2 separate regions of the Homo sapiens genome follow, and region 2 is linked to region 1. Evidence: chromatin loops called from intact Hi-C (ENCODE). Cell type or tissue: psoas muscle. All regions are shown on one strand.

What was found. Peaks named below come from ENCODE experiments on the same cell type or tissue, not always from the same donor. Only the 100,000 strongest peaks of a DNase experiment are listed, where the experiment ranks them.
Region 2: a loop joins it to region 1, with 4 times the contacts of the local background. A loop is called at or near these places in 26 of 110 quality-filtered maps.

Annotation. Positions count from the first base shown.
Region 1 is chr15:31,647,404-31,655,403 of GRCh38, reverse strand. OTUD7A (OTU deubiquitinase 7A) reads left to right here. Exons shown (of 13, transcript NM_001382637.1): 3 at 154-308. The coding sequence starts at 158. Among named protein-coding and RNA genes, the nearest start is that of OTUD7A, 220 kb to the left of the region's middle. In psoas muscle, no CTCF peak of the experiment used is centred here; a DNase peak (open chromatin) is centred at 4,873.
Region 2 is chr15:31,973,962-31,981,961 of GRCh38, reverse strand. No RefSeq gene overlaps it. Among named protein-coding and RNA genes, the nearest start is that of CHRNA7, 53 kb to the left of the region's middle. RefSeq lists enhancers at 3,884-4,449, 4,450-5,016, 5,582-6,264. In psoas muscle, CTCF peaks have their summits at 3,956 (motif pointing left) and 6,945 (motif pointing right); a DNase peak (open chromatin) is centred at 3,971; H3K4me3 peaks cover 705 bases; H3K27me3 peaks cover 1,225 bases.

The DNA of each region.
Region 1 (8,000 bases):
GGCAGTTGGACCAAACCAATTCTAAAAAATATGACAGCAGGTGGAAATGGCTCCACCCTCGAGGGTTCTCTCGCTCAGGTCTCTGCATGTAGTTGTCACTTGCAGCTCCATTTCCATCACGTGGTAAAATGCCCTTTCTCTTCTTTCCTGCAGATGGATGGTTTCTAGTGTGCTTCCAAACCCCACCTCGGCTGAGTGTTGGGCAGCACTTCTACATGATCCTATGACTCTTGATATGGACGCAGTCCTGTCAGACTTTGTTCGGTCCACGGGGGCAGAACCTGGTCTGGCCAGAGACCTGCTGGAAGGTAAGCCCACCTCCTTGTTCCCCACACCACCATTCTGGGCATAACCACCTTCCAAATAAGAAGATTTCCAATACCTGATGACAGTGGTACTTGAGCACTAAGTGGGCTTTGCTTTGTGTTACATCTTACCGATATTAAGTCAAAATTTTATCACTAATTATTATATTTAAGAAAATATGTTCAATGGAGCAGAAATTATAAAACATTCAAGAAAATACTTTTGTGGTAGGCCTTAGTTTCATATCTCTGTGTTAGCGGAGACGAAAATACTCTAGGCCAGGGTTTTTGGTGGAAAAAGCACCTACTATCCAGGAAAGCCACTGGGAGTAATTCACAAGCAAGAAGACAGCCTTCATCCTCCAGCTTTTCACGTAGATACCATTTGCTGCATGAGAAATTGCATCCTCCGTATGTATGATGTTTTCAGATATGTATTCAGCCATAACCATAGTGAACTAAAATGAAAGTGTAGTTTCTATGTCTCTAAAATGGATTTACCTTTCTTTTTTTTTTCTGATGGCGGCAGTGGTATGTAAAGGTGGGAGGGACCAGTTACAACTTCTCAGGACAGTCAGCTGTGTGAGAGGAGAGAACTTTGTAATGTTTACTCTTTACTTCAAATGTATAAACTGCAATTTGTGGAGTTAGTAAATACTTGGTCAAGAATTGTAAGTCACAATGATTCTTTAAGTCACTTAGGGAAAATAAGAATTATTGTACATTTGCAGAAGTGGAGAGAACTATTCAATCATATTGAAAATTAAGAACCACCTACTGGAGGATTATCAAAAAATGGCAATGGCAAAAGCATAGTTTTTAAATTTTCCCCAACCTATTAGAATTTCAAACCAACTCCAAGTTTAGAATAAAATATGCTGAGAGTTTTTGCAATCTATGGAAATCAAAATATGATTCTCCCTTCCTGCTATTTATATTATATAATGTCTCCCTGTCAGTTTCCATTATTTTCATTAAGTGGGCAGCAGAGTGGAGAAGCAGGCTTGGAATAAGGTCGGCAGTGAAATCCGAGTTTGAGTTCAGATTCAGCCACTTATCAACTATGAGATATAGGACAAATTATTTTACTTCCCTTACCCTGAGATTTCTTCTATGTTGAGCTTAACCCACCTTACAAGGTGACTGTGAATATTAGAAGTTGTGATATAAAATGTGTGGTAAAGAAGCAGCATGTAGCAGATGCTCAAAAAAGTATAGAAGACCATGCTTGTGGTGGCCATTATTGTAATTAGTACTAACATCAGTATTAATGTCTAGACAGCCTTATAGGAAGCAAGAGTTGTCATCTCTTTTCTTTATTTTTTTTACTTATATTTTTCACATTAAGATACAGAAAAATTGAGTTTTTTGTGTCTAGTTCTATGAACTTTAACACATGTATGGATTTGTGTTATTACTACCACATTCAGGACACAGAAGCACTTCATCCCCTCCAGATTCTCTGTCCTGATGTCTTTTATAATCAGACCCTCCCCTACCCCAACCACTGGCAGTCAGTGCTCTGTTTTCTATCACTAGTTTTGTCTCTTTGCAAGAATGTCAGATAAATGTCCTACAGAGCCTAATCTTCTGAAACTGGCTCCTTTTCATGCAGGGAGATCATTTTGAGACTCATCAAGTCATGTGTCAGTAGCCGGTTCCTTTTTGTTGCTGAGTAGTATTCCATTCTGCAGGTACTCCAGAATTTCTCCACTCATCTGTCCAGGGGCATTTCAGTTGTTTTCCATTTTTGGCAGTTACAACTAGAGCTTCTAGAAACATTTAAGAACAGGATTTTGTGAATATAGTTTTAATTTTTCTTTGTTTTTTCTTTTTTTTTTTTGGTGACACAGAGTCTCACTCTAGCCCAGGCTGGAGTGCAGTGGCGCTATCTCGGCTCATTGCAACCTCCGCCTCCTGGGTCCCAGTTCAAGCAATTTTCCTGCCTCAGCCTCCTGAGTAGCTGTGATTACAGCCGCGCATCACCATGCCCAGCTAATTTTTGTATTTTTAGTAGAGACGGGATTTCAACATATTGGCCAGGCTGGTCTTGAGCTCCTGACCTCGTGATCTGCCCGCCTCAGCCTCCCAAAGGGCTGGGATTATAGGTGTGAGCCACTGTGCCTGGCCTAGTTTTAATTTTTCTAGGCTAAATACATGTTAACCTTGTAAGAAACTGCCAACCTGTTTTCCAGAGTTCTGTACCACTTTGCATTCCTACCAGCAGTGCCTGAGAGCTCCAGCTGCCCCACATCCTTGTCAACACTTGGTATTTCTTCCTTTTTTGTTTTTTCATTTTAACCATTTGATAGCTGTGTGATGGTATTTCTTCATGGTTTTAATTTTCATTTTCCTAATAATTAATGACGTTGAAAATTTTCATGCTGTTTATTTTCCATCTTTTTATTCTCTTTCGTGAAATGTCTGTTCAGGCTTTTTGCCTATGTCTAAATTGAGTTGTTTGATTGAGTTTTAAGAGTTCTTTACATATTCTGAATATAAATCTTTTGTTCAGATTTGTGATTTGTGAATATCTTCTCCCAATCTGTGCTTGACTTTTCAGTCTCTTAACAGGGCCTTTTACAGGGCACAGTTTTAAATTCTGATGCGTTCCAACTGACTTTTTTCTGAGGATCATGCTTTGAGTGACATATCTGAGAAATTTTGCATAACTCCAGGTCATGAAGATTTTCTTGTAGTTGGTCTTTTAAAAGTTTTATACTTTCATGTTTTACATTTAGATCTATGATCCATTTGAGATGATTTTTGTATAATATGTGAGATTTAGGTCCAGATTCAGTTTTATGCATACGGATATCCAATTGTTTCAACATCATTTATAGAAAATATCCTCCTTCTTTCATTGAAATTGAATTGCCTTTGCAATTTGACGAAAAGCCAACTGAGGGTATTTGTAAGGAATATATTTCTGGACAGTGGTTCTGTTCCATTGATCATTATGTCTGTTCTTTTATCAACATTGTGCCATATTGATTTCTGTAGCTTTGTAATGAGTCTTAAAATCAGATAGTGTGATTTTTCTAAATTTATTCTTCTTTTTCAGGAGTGTTTCAGCTATTCTTTTTTTTTTTTTTTTTGCCTTTCTATGTGAACTTTAGGATCTGCTTACCTCTATCTACTCTAAACTGTTTTGCTGAGATTTTGTCTACAATTTTAGTAAATCTACAACTCAATCCTATGTTATGTCTTTCAGTCCATGAAGGAGTGCCATAATTTCCATTTGCTTGGGCCTCCATTAAGTTCTTTCGTCAACATTTTATGGTTTTTGGCATGTAGATCCTATACATGTTTTGTTCTATGTGTATTGGGGGGCGGGGTTGTAAACTATTGTACATGGTATTTTTTATTTCAGTTTCTACTTGTTCATTGGCAATATACAGAAATATAACTGATTTTTGTGTGTTGATCTTGCATCCTGCAATCTTGCTAAAGCTAAACTCAGTTTGTTCTAGGAGGGCTGTGTGTGTGTGTGTGTGTGTGTGTGTGTGTGTGTGTGTGTGTGTGTTCCTTGGGATTTTCTACATAGGTGATCATGTTATCTGTGAGTAAGGACAGTTTTATTTCTTCCTTTCCAGTCTCTAGGCCTTTCTGGTTTTCTTGTCTTATTTCACTGACGAAGACTATTCAAAAGGTTAAATAGTGGTGTTAAAAAAGAAGATCCTTGTGTTGTTCTTAATCTCTGAGAACAAGCAGTATTTCACCATTAAGTAGAATGTTGGCTATAGGTTTTAGTAGATGGTCTTTATCAGGTGAAGAAAATTTCTTTCTATTCCAAGTTTGCTGAGCGTTTTATAATAAATAGATACTGAATTTTTAAAATGAAGATCAAGTGGGTTTTTTGCTTTAAACTGTTGCTATACTAGATTAAACTGATTGCCTTCTAGTGGTAAACCAGACTTTCAGCTATTTCTTTCCATGTTTCTATGTTCTGCCCTTTTTTTCTTTCCTTCTGGGACTCAGATGATAGGAAGCTCGGCCCTTTTGTTATTACCTAAGGTCTCTATGGTTCTGTTCAAGGTTTTCAAGCTTTGTCTGTTATTCAGATTCAGTCATTTCTATTAATTTATTTATGAACTGACTGACTACTTCCTCCATCATCTTCATCCCAGTAGTGAGCCCAGCCAGTGTGTTTTCTATTTTTGTAGTTGATTTTTTTCATTTCTAATATTTCCACTTAGTTCTTCTTCATATCTTCCATTTCTTTGCAAAATTTTCTATATGTTTTAAGAGTACCCTCCTTTACTTGTACAATATTTTTAACAACTGCTTGAAAATCTTTGTCAAATAATTCCAGTATCTGTTTCATCTCAGAGTAGCTGTTGGCTTTTTGTATGCTGAGTATGGTTTCAGTATGCTGAATTGTATCCTAGACATTTTAAATACTATGTTTTGAGATTCTGGTTATTGTTAAAATCTTACAGTGAACATTATTAACTTTATTTTAGAAGATAATCACCCCAAATGGGTTCAGACCACAAATTCCAAGTTCCTGCAAGACTTGTGTGGATTGTGGTTGCTGTGAGTCTGTGAGATGTGGATCTGTCTGGCACAAGCGCCACCTAGTGGCCAGCCTGGGACTCTGGTGGTAATCTATCCCACATTTCAGCACTCAAAGTCTGTGTGGTCCGTGTAGGGTCGGATCCATACATGTAGAGCTCAAGGGTAAGCCCAAGAGTTCATGAGCAACTTTCAGGGGTTGCTCTCCCGAAGCCCTTCCTCATTGTAACCTGCCCAGTAGTGTCTGGGTCCCTGGGCTCTACCTTTTCAGCCCTCCAGCCAGCTTGGGTGGTTGAGGCTTGATTTACCCTACTCTCTGGTGCACTTGACTGAACCACGTCAGAGCTAAGCAGCGAGAAGCCAGAGAGAAAAAGCATGAAGGTTTCCCCACCCTCTGGGGACCTCAGACTCTCTGGTTGGAAAGGAAGTTTGCCTGGCCTGATGACTTTAATTATCTGCCATTTCTCACTAGGGCCACAAAATTTCTTGAGGTCTGGGGCACAGAGAAGAAAAAATTTTAGAAGAAAAAGAAAAAAAAAAAGGATAAATTAGAGATTTCCAGACTTTCTTAGAACGGTAGAGACCCCTTTCCTGCTTCTGTACCCGAGTTGGCTGGGCTTTTCCTGGAATTAGTGCCCACTCTGGGTTAGGAGCTGCATTGACTCCACACTGGGGAGACTGGAGGAAGGGAAGTGTCTCGCTCACCTCCAACTCTGTGGCACTTCCAACTGTGGTCTCCTTTCTGCATCAGCACCTCCAACTGTGATCCACCTTCCTGAGCCCGGTCGCTGCTGCCTGCACGCTGTCCAGGGGTCCCGGCTGCACCCAGTGGGACAGAGGGTGGCAGTGGTGAGTGCTCACTCACCTCACCCACTGCTGGGTCCTGCCTTTGGCTTTCACAGGTAAGAGGACTGTGGTTCCATTGTGTATGATGGATTATTTAAGGTGTCAAAGTTATTTGGGTGAAGATTTCTCTAAACCCAGTGTTTCAAAGAATGAAATATTTTTGTTGTAAGTCCTCAGAAAGATGTGTATTGGGAGGATGTCAGTAATGTAGGAATTTAGAGGGGAGATGTCTAAAGGGAAATAAATCCTCATGGTGGCAAAAGCTGAGCGGAAGGTACATGGTCCTCATTTGTAACTTCTTGTATTTTTATTTATTTCAAAAAAAAAGTTAAAAAAACACTGCAATGATGGGAATCACAGTACAGCAGAGGGAGGCCAATAAGAGAAAGGAGGAGCAGAGGCTGATCACAACCTTGGTAAACTGAGGCAAGTGAACACTGACCTGCCTCCAAACAGAAGAGGGTGGCCTTGCCTGTTCACCTGCTTCCTGTGTTACCAGATCAAAGTTGGGTCTGGCTCTCTGGCACAGCAAAGCCAAAAACTGGCGTCAAGACTGCAGTAAGAGAAAGTGAGACATTTATTTCAGGGCAGGAAGCCAGGAGAATTGGGCAGCTCATGTTTAAGCCCTGAATCCCCCAGTGCCATATAGGTAAGCGTTTTTACAGGCAGGAAGAGGCTGGGCGTGGTGGCTCATGCCTGTAATCCTAGCACTTTGGGAGGCCTAGGCTGGTGGATCACCTGAGGTCAGGAGTTCGAGACCAGCCTGGCTAACATGGTGAAACCCTGTCTCTCCTACAAATACAAAAATTAGCTGGGTGTGGTGGCATACACCTGTAATCCCAGCTACTCAGAAGGCTGAGGCAGGAGAATCGCTTAAACCCAGGAGGCGGAGGTTGTAGTGAGCTGAGATCGCACCATTACACTCCAGCCTGGAGACAGAGCGAGACTCCATCTTGAAAACATAATAATAATAAAATAAAGGCAGGGGGCAGAAGTTACAGGCAAAGATATAAATCAATACACGGAGGCTGTACATTGGTTTGACCTAAAAAGACAGGACATCTTGAACCAGATGTGGGGTGGAGGGCATAGGTCATAGGTAGATTTGAAGATTTTCTGATTTACAATGGGTTAAGGAGACGAAGCTTTGTCTGCAAATTTGTGATCAGGAGAAAAGAACGTTAGCTCTGGTCTCTGGGCATGACTTCCTCCAGGCCCCTCAGGAAGAAATTTAGAACAAAGAGTGGTGGTCCAAGCTCAGTCCTCAGTTTCCCCTGTCTGAGGTCTGCATGCCAGCAGATAGCACTTTTCATTTGTTGGTGTCCTGGTTTCTGGAAATCAGCTCAAGGACTTGTGTTAAAATGTTATCTTTAGTCTCTGTGGGAACTTTGATCTATTCTGTGACTTAAACTTCCCTGGCTATTGTTTTAAGTTATTCTTCCCTTCTTGCTTCAGTTGCTCATTTACTTCCCAGTGCTGGCTAGGTACCTGGAAATGCCTTTGAAGGAACTCAAGATTTCCTTTTATTTCCATGCTTGGGGGCAGGTGCCCGGCAGGCCCCTAAGAGGGGTCTCTGCTCCATCTCATCTTCATATCAGTCCCTTGCATGTCCCTGAAGTGGTTCTCCCAAACAAATTCAAGTCAGGTAACTCCATTTCCTCCAATTTTTCATACTCCGTCCCCATTACCTGCAAAATAAACTTCTCCACCTGGTACTCCAGCCCTTCAGCATCTAGTCCTATTCCGTCCCTCCCCTCATTACCTGAGGCATCTCTTCACCATCCCTTTCCCTGACTTGACACCCACCTCTGTGCTTCTGCCTCCGCCCATTGCTCCTGCTGCTCCTCCCCCTGCACACACTGCCTCCCTGTTGAAATTCAGCTCTCCCTCCACGATGGATCATGAACTCCCCGACAGCAAGGACCATACAAGGTTTTGTTCACTGTTTGCCCAACACCCAGCACGTATGAGTCCCTCAGTAGAGTGATCTATTAATAGCTGCTGAGGTGCAGTGATGAGCAGCCAGACAGAAATTGCCCACATGGAGACAGATGGAAATAAGTTATATAGTGTGTTAGCCATTAGTGCTGTGGAGATAACTAAGTCGGGGAGAAGGAAGCAGGTATGAGTGTGTACAGTTTTAAATTAGGGTTGTCAAGGAAGGCTTCACTTAAAAAAAATAGGATCTGAGCAAAGATTTGAGGAAGTGAGAAAGCAAGCCACGTGGATGTCTGGAGGAAGAAGTTTCTATGACGAGGTAAGGATTCACTGATAATTCCTTGCCCTCCTGTGGAACTTTGTGGACTTCTGCTGCAGCTTGTGTTTGGTTGT
Region 2 (8,000 bases), 330 kb before region 1:
AAGGTGAGCATTCTCTACCCAGGAATTGGGTTTGGTAGAGACCCCAGGGTATAGGCATAGAGGAAACTTTGGATGTCCAGTGCTGTAGAGCCCAGAGCCTTCCTGCCCCGTCCGCAAGGCGCTGGGCTGTCTCTGTTCCCTTCCCCATCATAACCTGCACAGCATAGTTTGGAAGGGACCTACTCAACCAACACACAGCTAGGCTTTCAAATATACGGCCCTCCACTGATCTGTACTGTTTACATCCACTGGCACCTGTCTCCCCTTGACTTTTCCTGTGGCCTTGGTGCTAAGGAAATGCTTCCCAAGTACATTCATTAATGTCATACTATGAAATTGCATAAGTGGTTTATCATCCTAATTGCCCATACTGCATTATTTCCAAGTTAATGAGGTTATGAGCCTGCAGCAGGCGTACTATATTCTAATAATAGACTTTAGGACATGCCGTTAAAAAGTCATTACTATTATTATTGTTATTTAATTGGGAGAAGGTCCTCTCGCCCCCTCACCTATAGGCAAAAGATGTCTTAAATAAAAAGACACGTGAGCAGATATATGATTCCAAGGTCAACCCTGGACCAGAAAGACATCTGAGCTCTACACTGCTCTCTGCCCCTGCACACTGGGAGTCCCTCTTCCTTTCCCTCCCTCTCCTTGATCAATAAGGAAACACAGTATTCCCATCTGCTCTCCACCCCTGTTTGATGCCTGCCTTATCTTCCACCAGGACAAGTTCTATGGATCCAAATCTATTGCACCCATTGGACCCACCACAGTAATTTCTTCAGGAGTTACCTCTACGATCTTTCCCCAGTTGAACACACATTGGTGTGAGTAAGAACAAAAAAATCAATTTTGTTTGCAAGTGCTTAAACCCTTCCATAATCCAAACTCTACCAGTCCTTCAGAATCTGTCTCCAGTTCACATTGTCCAATCTCTAACCCTCATTCCCCAAATCACCAGGGTTATTACAATTAAATTAAAGCTTAGTCTGGTCTCTGAGCACACCAGGCTGTTCCCATCCCCGTACATTGTCATGTTTCTACTGTGGCATAGAAGGCAAAATCTTCCTTGTCCGTCTGTGGCTCCCTAAACCATTCCAAGATACAAAACAAGCTCATTCCATCTGTGAGTATTCCAGGGGAGCAAGATACTCTTTCTACATCCATGATCCATTGAATGATCATAGCAACAGCATAAGGAAACCAAAACCAGATGACTCAGGAAGTAATTAGTGTGTGCCAAGGACAAAGCAGTAAGATGAAAGGTTGTAATTAAGCCCATCTAAGAATTACTAAGAAGTTTACTTCTCATTATTAAGAGTTTACTTAATTTTGCAATACTCAATTTATATGTAAAGCAAGTAAAGTTGAGGATAGCATGAGATGACACAGATCAGAGAATAGAAAAGCAAATCAATCATCTCTGTACAAAAACAGACTGAGAATGATCTATGCAGAAATCCATCCCATCCACACAAAGCAACAATCTAAGCAAGATCAAATGCTGGAGGCCTTTTTCCTTCATTGGTGCAGATGGTCGCTACAGGTCACAAAGAAGGATCCCTGTCCTCAAATGTGCAGAGTATTAGTGAAAAACAAAGTGAAGGGGCTTTTCAGAACACACAGACTCTCAGCACAAATAACACATGGAAGGAACGCAGGTCTCGTGTGCACACTCTCAGTGCAAGTGACAAAAAAATGGCCCCTAACTTCACCCATATAGACACTCAATACCAAACATCAAAAGATGACACAATGTCCAAACATTTGCAAACTCTAAGAGAAGATTACAACTGAAGACCCTGTCATCATGGGAGCACGCTGTCAGTACAGATCACACACAAAAGGCACTATTTTCCCAGGCGCACACCCTTAGTACAGGAAAAAAAAACACCAAAGGCACCTCTCCTCCCAGGTGCATACTCTCATTACAGAAAACAAATAAACAAACAAACAAAAAACACTGAAGGCCCCTGTGCTCCCAGGTACAGACCCTCAGTACAGTTCACACACTGAAAGTCCCTGTCCTCTGTCCTCCCAGGTGCAGACCCTCAGTACGGATCACACACTGAAGGAACCTGTCTTCCCAGGTGCAGACCCTCAATACAGATCACACACTGAAGGGCCCTGTCCTCCCAGGTGCAGACCCTCAGTACGGATCACACACTGAAGGAACCTGTCTTCCCAGGTGCAGACCCTCAATACAGATCACACACTGAAGGGCCCTGTCCTCCCAGGTGCAGACCCTTAGTACGGATCACACACTGAAGGAACCTGTCTTCCCAGGTGCAGACTCTCAGTACAGATCACACACTGAAGGCCCCTGTGCTCCCAGGTGCAGACCCTCAGTACAGATCATACACTGAAGGTCCCTGTCCTCTCAATGCAGACCTTCAGTACAGATCACACACTGAAGGCCCCTGTCCTCTGAGGTACAGACCCTCAGTACCGATCACATAGAGAAGGCTTCTGTCCACCCAGGTGCAGACTCTCAGTAGGGATCACACACTGAAAGCCCCTGTCCTCTCAGGTGCAGACCCTCAGTACAGATCACACACTGAAGGCCCCTGTCCTCCCGGGTGCAGACTCTTTGTGCCGATTGTCCCCGGGACAGGAATCCTGGCTGCAGTGCCCTTGTCGTATCCTGGCCACCTAACTTTCACTCTACACCAGTCTTCATTTGCTTGTCTATTATTATTGTCTCCTAGAAATCTTCACATCCCATACAGCATCTCATGCTTTTATTTCACCCTGACTTCTTTCAACATTAACTTTCCATCAATTTTTTAAATCAAATTCTCTATTGTTCATCCTTAAGGCATAGAACACCTCTCCAGGAATGCCTAGGGAGTGTGGCCTGGCGTTCTCTCTCAGTTGCTGTGACTGCTGTGGATTTCGTTGTGCTCCATAAAATCCTTAAATGCAGAAAATGTGGGTGCTGATTCTCAGAAAGTAACAATACATTTGATTTCACCAACTTGCCCACAGCAGTCCGATACTGGGGTGCGATCCTCTCTCTTCCGCCTCTAGCAAGGGATTTTACAGCCACCTCAAAACCAAGGGCACTAATAGGACAGCAGATTCTTCTCAGCTGGGCTCTCCAATCTGCTGAGATTCCAGGAGGATCTCCCTTGTGGGATAAGAGGGATTCAAGGACCCCCAGGCCTGTGACTCAGCCTCACAGGATGCATGAAGTCTCAGGTGTGGACCACCCAACTGTCCCCCTCACCCACCATGGGCTCTGAATCATGAGAAATGGGAAGAAAATCATGTAATAGTACCGGAAAGGAGAACAGCATCAGTATAACAGAAATTGGAAAGAGGTTTGAAACACACAAAGGAGACAGGATGGGACAGAAGCTCAGCCTCCAGGAACGCAGCAGCACGAAAGAACCGTGGGGAGAGGGTGGTGGAAGGGCATCTTTGCGGGTCTCAGCTCCCAGGGAACAGCACTCGCGTCGGGACTGCATTCAGACCAGAACTGTCCTGGAACCTGCGGGCGGTGGCATGTCTGACTCACTTCCTTTAATCCAGGGAGGTCCTGCCCCATACCCTGTGTCCCCAGGACAAGGAGAACTAAAAAGTTAGCAAGAATAGAAGCCTCAGACCATCAGGGGGAAACAAATAAAAGCATATTTAAAACCTTAAAAAATTACAGCATCCAATAGCCCTGGGTAAGTGATTTGCTCTCTATTAATCAGAAAGCACAAGGTTTTCTAAGTGGGTTTTACGCGGAGATTGTATTTTTAAAAATTACTCACATTTTAAAAATTCCCTGCTTTTTATGAAATCTGCTCCTTTCTGTCTGTGTAGAGGTTGGGGTTATCTGCAGCTCCTTGTCTCACAGGAGGGATCCGAGGGCGTCCTCAGGCAAGGGTCCCTTGTCCAGCAATTGAAGGGGTGAGGGAGGATCGGGGTGTGGACAGAGGGTGGCTCTGCCCCCTGGTGGCTGCTTGGGGAGACCGCCGCGGCCAGATGCCAGGCTGGAGGAGGCGCCAGCCCCAGCCCTGGAGGTGGTAGGAGATGAGCTCTCAGGGCACTTCCCATCCTGGTGCGGGGCTCACGGCAGAGTCAGGACTGGCTGGGCCTGCAGAGCCCCACGCACAGGGCCTGGTGAGCTCCCCAGCGAGGCCTGCCTGAGCCCACCTCCGCAAAGGAGGGAAAGCTCCAGCCAGGGCTGGGGATGAGCTGAATGAAGGACAGGAGTCCCCACCTGCTCAGGGGTATCCCCAGTAGAGAGGAGGGACTCCCTTAAGGGCCTCATCCTGTGGGAACTCCCCAAATAAATGGAGAGTGCCTGGGGTGGAAGCTGATCCCTGGAACAGGCTAAACATGGGGAGCTGCCAGGCAGGAGTGTCCCCAGGAAGGAAGGCAAACTGCGGTGGAAGTGAGGGCAGAGGCCACGATGGGATCCTCAGCTCTGCTCGAGCAGGTGGCGAGGACGGCCACACAGGGTGTCCTCCCCAACAACGAGGCAGTGCCAGGCGCACAGGTGGGTGTTGGGACTCAGCACAGTGGGGCAGCAGACACATGTGCTGGACACACAGCCCAGGACACACAGAAGTACTGGGTACACAACACAGGGCGCACAGCACAGGACACACAGCACAAGACACACAGCACACGGCACACCACACAGGACACAGCACAGGACACACACTACAGGGCACACAGTGCACGGCACACCACACAGGACACAGCACAGGCCACACAGCATAGGACACACAGCACAAGACACACAGAGCACACACACAGGGCTAACAACAGAGCACACAGCACAGGACACAACACAGGCCCACACAGTGGGCACAAAATTCTGGGCACACACTGTCAGCCAAACAATTCGAGGTACACGTGCCAGTCACGCAGCACCAGGCACACAGGAGTGGGCACGCTTGCCAAGCATACACAGCCACACAAACCATGCTGGGTCACAACACCAGACACAGAAGGAAAGACACACTCTCCAGCCACAGACACTGAAGCTGGGGACACACTGGACACACAACTCTGGGCATACAAGGTCAGGCATACCATGACCGACAAGCTGGCACACCCACTGGGAATACACACTGGCACACACTGGGGACAACACCAGACGCTGCAGGAACACAACATCGGGCACACACCAGGCACAGATGCTACACACACTCTAGGGACACAGCATCACATACACAATGCACACACGGCAAGAACCCATGCTTGTAACACATGTTGAACACACACACCAAACGCAATGCTGAGCTTCACTGTAGGGCACAAAACACTGGGACACACCATGCTGGGCACAGAAGCCAGGGTGCAATGCCAGGCACACACAAGTCCAGGCACTAATGCCAGCACACACTGTGGGAACACAACACTATGCACAAAACCTCAGACAGATGATGCCAAACACATACCACACACACACCAGCAGGCACTCCGGGCCAGGCACTCCAGGAGCACCACACTGAGCTCACAACGCTGGGTCACATACCAGCCATGTACACACCAGCCATGTAATTCCACCCACACAACACCAGGCATGCAGTGCAGAAACAGAACTCTGGAACCACAGGGCCAGGAAAACAATGCAGGCGCCCCATGCTGGACACACACAGTAAGTATACAACAATGAGCATGCAATGCCAGACACACAAAGCCAGACACACCATAGTAGGCGCAGCCTCTGGGACACCATGCAGGGCACACAGTGCTGGGCAAACATGCCAGGCACAAAATGCCAGGGAGAAAGCACTAAGCCCGTATGCCAGGCACACTCTGGGCCCACCAAGCTGGATGCACAAACCTGAGCACACAGGGCCGGACACACAACGCAGGCACCCAGGCCGGGCAGACACTCTGGGATCTCAATACTGGGCACACAGGACCAGGTACACAACACCAGGCATGCAATACTGGGCATGCCCACTAGGCACAAACAAGCAGGAACACAGCGCCAGGTACACACAGTACCTGCACACACAGTTGGCAAACAACACAGGGCATACGCTCCAGGATTACACTGCAAGGCTCACAGACGGGAGCAAACAAACCCGGCATACAATGCGGAGTATGCACAGCCAGGTGCCACACTAGGCATGCAGGGCCAGGCACATGGCAAGAACACAGGCTGGACACAGATGCTGGCTACGCGACACTGGGCAAACAAAGTCAGACACACCATGCCTGGTGCATAACACCATGCACATAACTCAATACTGGACACACAGTGACAGGCACACAACACTGGGCGCACAAAGGAAGTATGCATGCTAGGCACTCAGCAGGAACACAGGACACTAGAAGGCACACCCAGTCAGCACATACAGTTGGCTTTGAGCAACGAAGTGTGCGCAGACGCAGTGTCACCCACCAGCTTAGGGCTGACCGTGGCCAGCCGTGCTCCAGATGGCGGCCGCCCCGCGGCGCAGATCTTGGATGAAGGCGACATGGAGCGGGGCTGTCGCCAGCCACTGGGGCTCAGGGGGCTCAGGGGCACTTGCGGCAGCCACACAGCCTGAGCGCTGCTGGCTGTAACTCTGTGGGATGCACGAGGTTTGCTTCCATCAGTGCCCTCTCTGATGCACATGTGAATCGCTCTGAGTCTCTTACGATAACAAAAAATTCCGTAGGGTGTGGCACGTGTAAACCCGACTCGTATTTCTTGCTAGAGTATCTTTGGCAAGGTTTCCTGGGTTACTGGGTCAGAAGTCAAAGGCAGGTGACTTTGCAATTGCCAATTATCTCCGCAGGGCTACACCAGAGTGGGTCAGGGGAAGAATCAGAGATGGGTCGTAGGATTGTATCGTCATTAGGTGCATGTGCCCAGAAAGCAGGAAACAAATCTCCCAAAAAAGCTCTCTCAGCCTGCTCTTCAAAAACCCGGCCCCTTCCCACCTCTTCCTCTGCCGGAGGAATCTTTAAGATTTGCAATTTTAACCTTTAGCCGTTAGGTGGCGCCACAAAGTAAGGTATCCATGGGCCGAGGACGCTCAGCGACCCCTTCCTCCCCTGTGAGATTTCTTCTCTTGTTGAAGCTGCAAAGGAAAATCGCAGTTCCCAGATCTGGCAAGTGTAACAACATCTTCAGCAGCTCTGAATGGTTTTTATACAATTCTTTTCTTTACCTAATAGAAGGATCAATAACTGTAGACATATGCAGATCTTGATGGTTTGACCTCAGGCCAAAGCAACCTTGCTCCCCACCCCCATCACTTTCCTGTAAGACAGAAAGAGTGGTTGGTGAATGCTTGTCAGGTGCATGGCCCAGTGGGTGAAGCTGTTGAACAGGTCCCTTGCCAGTGCCCCCAGCAGCGGCTCTTAACAGCCATGCTAATGGCCGTCTCCTCTCCAAGCACCCAGGCTTGCAGTGGTCTGGGGCAGGCCTTGGGCCGCTCCCTCCCCGGGCATTACAGCCCTATCTCTGTGCCTTCCCTGAGCCCCTGCAATTCCACCAGAGGCCTGATGACTCTCTGGGGGACCTCTTCAAATAACTTCAGTCATTCATGTGGAGCAAGAGAGCCAGACTCCTGGCAAGAAAAAGCCAGACAGGGCCTGGGCTTCAGAAGATGCCTCACAGACCCTGGCAATCGGCCTGACTTCCAGAGGCCCCTCCCTCCCTGCAGGTCCAGGACACACATCACTTTACAGGAGAGGTTTCAGTCTGCAAGGCCAGCCCAAGTCTCCCAGAGTGGATGGTCCTCCCACCTCACCCTCTCTCTCAGACCATAGGGGTCGCTGGGCCCATGCTCTGTTGCAGGCACCAAGCCTGCCCTCCAGGCTAGGGGCTCAGCATTTCTAGAATTCTTGGGGTGTGAAGGACATTCATCTGAAAAGCTTCACTGGAGGATTGCAGACTTCAGGCTCCTAAGAAATTGCCTGGTGACTCTTGGTCTGCCTTTGCCACCACCCCTCCCAACGGCATAGGCAGCACTGAGATAGGCCACTCTACAAGTGGAAGGAGCCCAGGCCGGAAAACTGGGCCACCAGAATTCAGCCTACGAACCTCA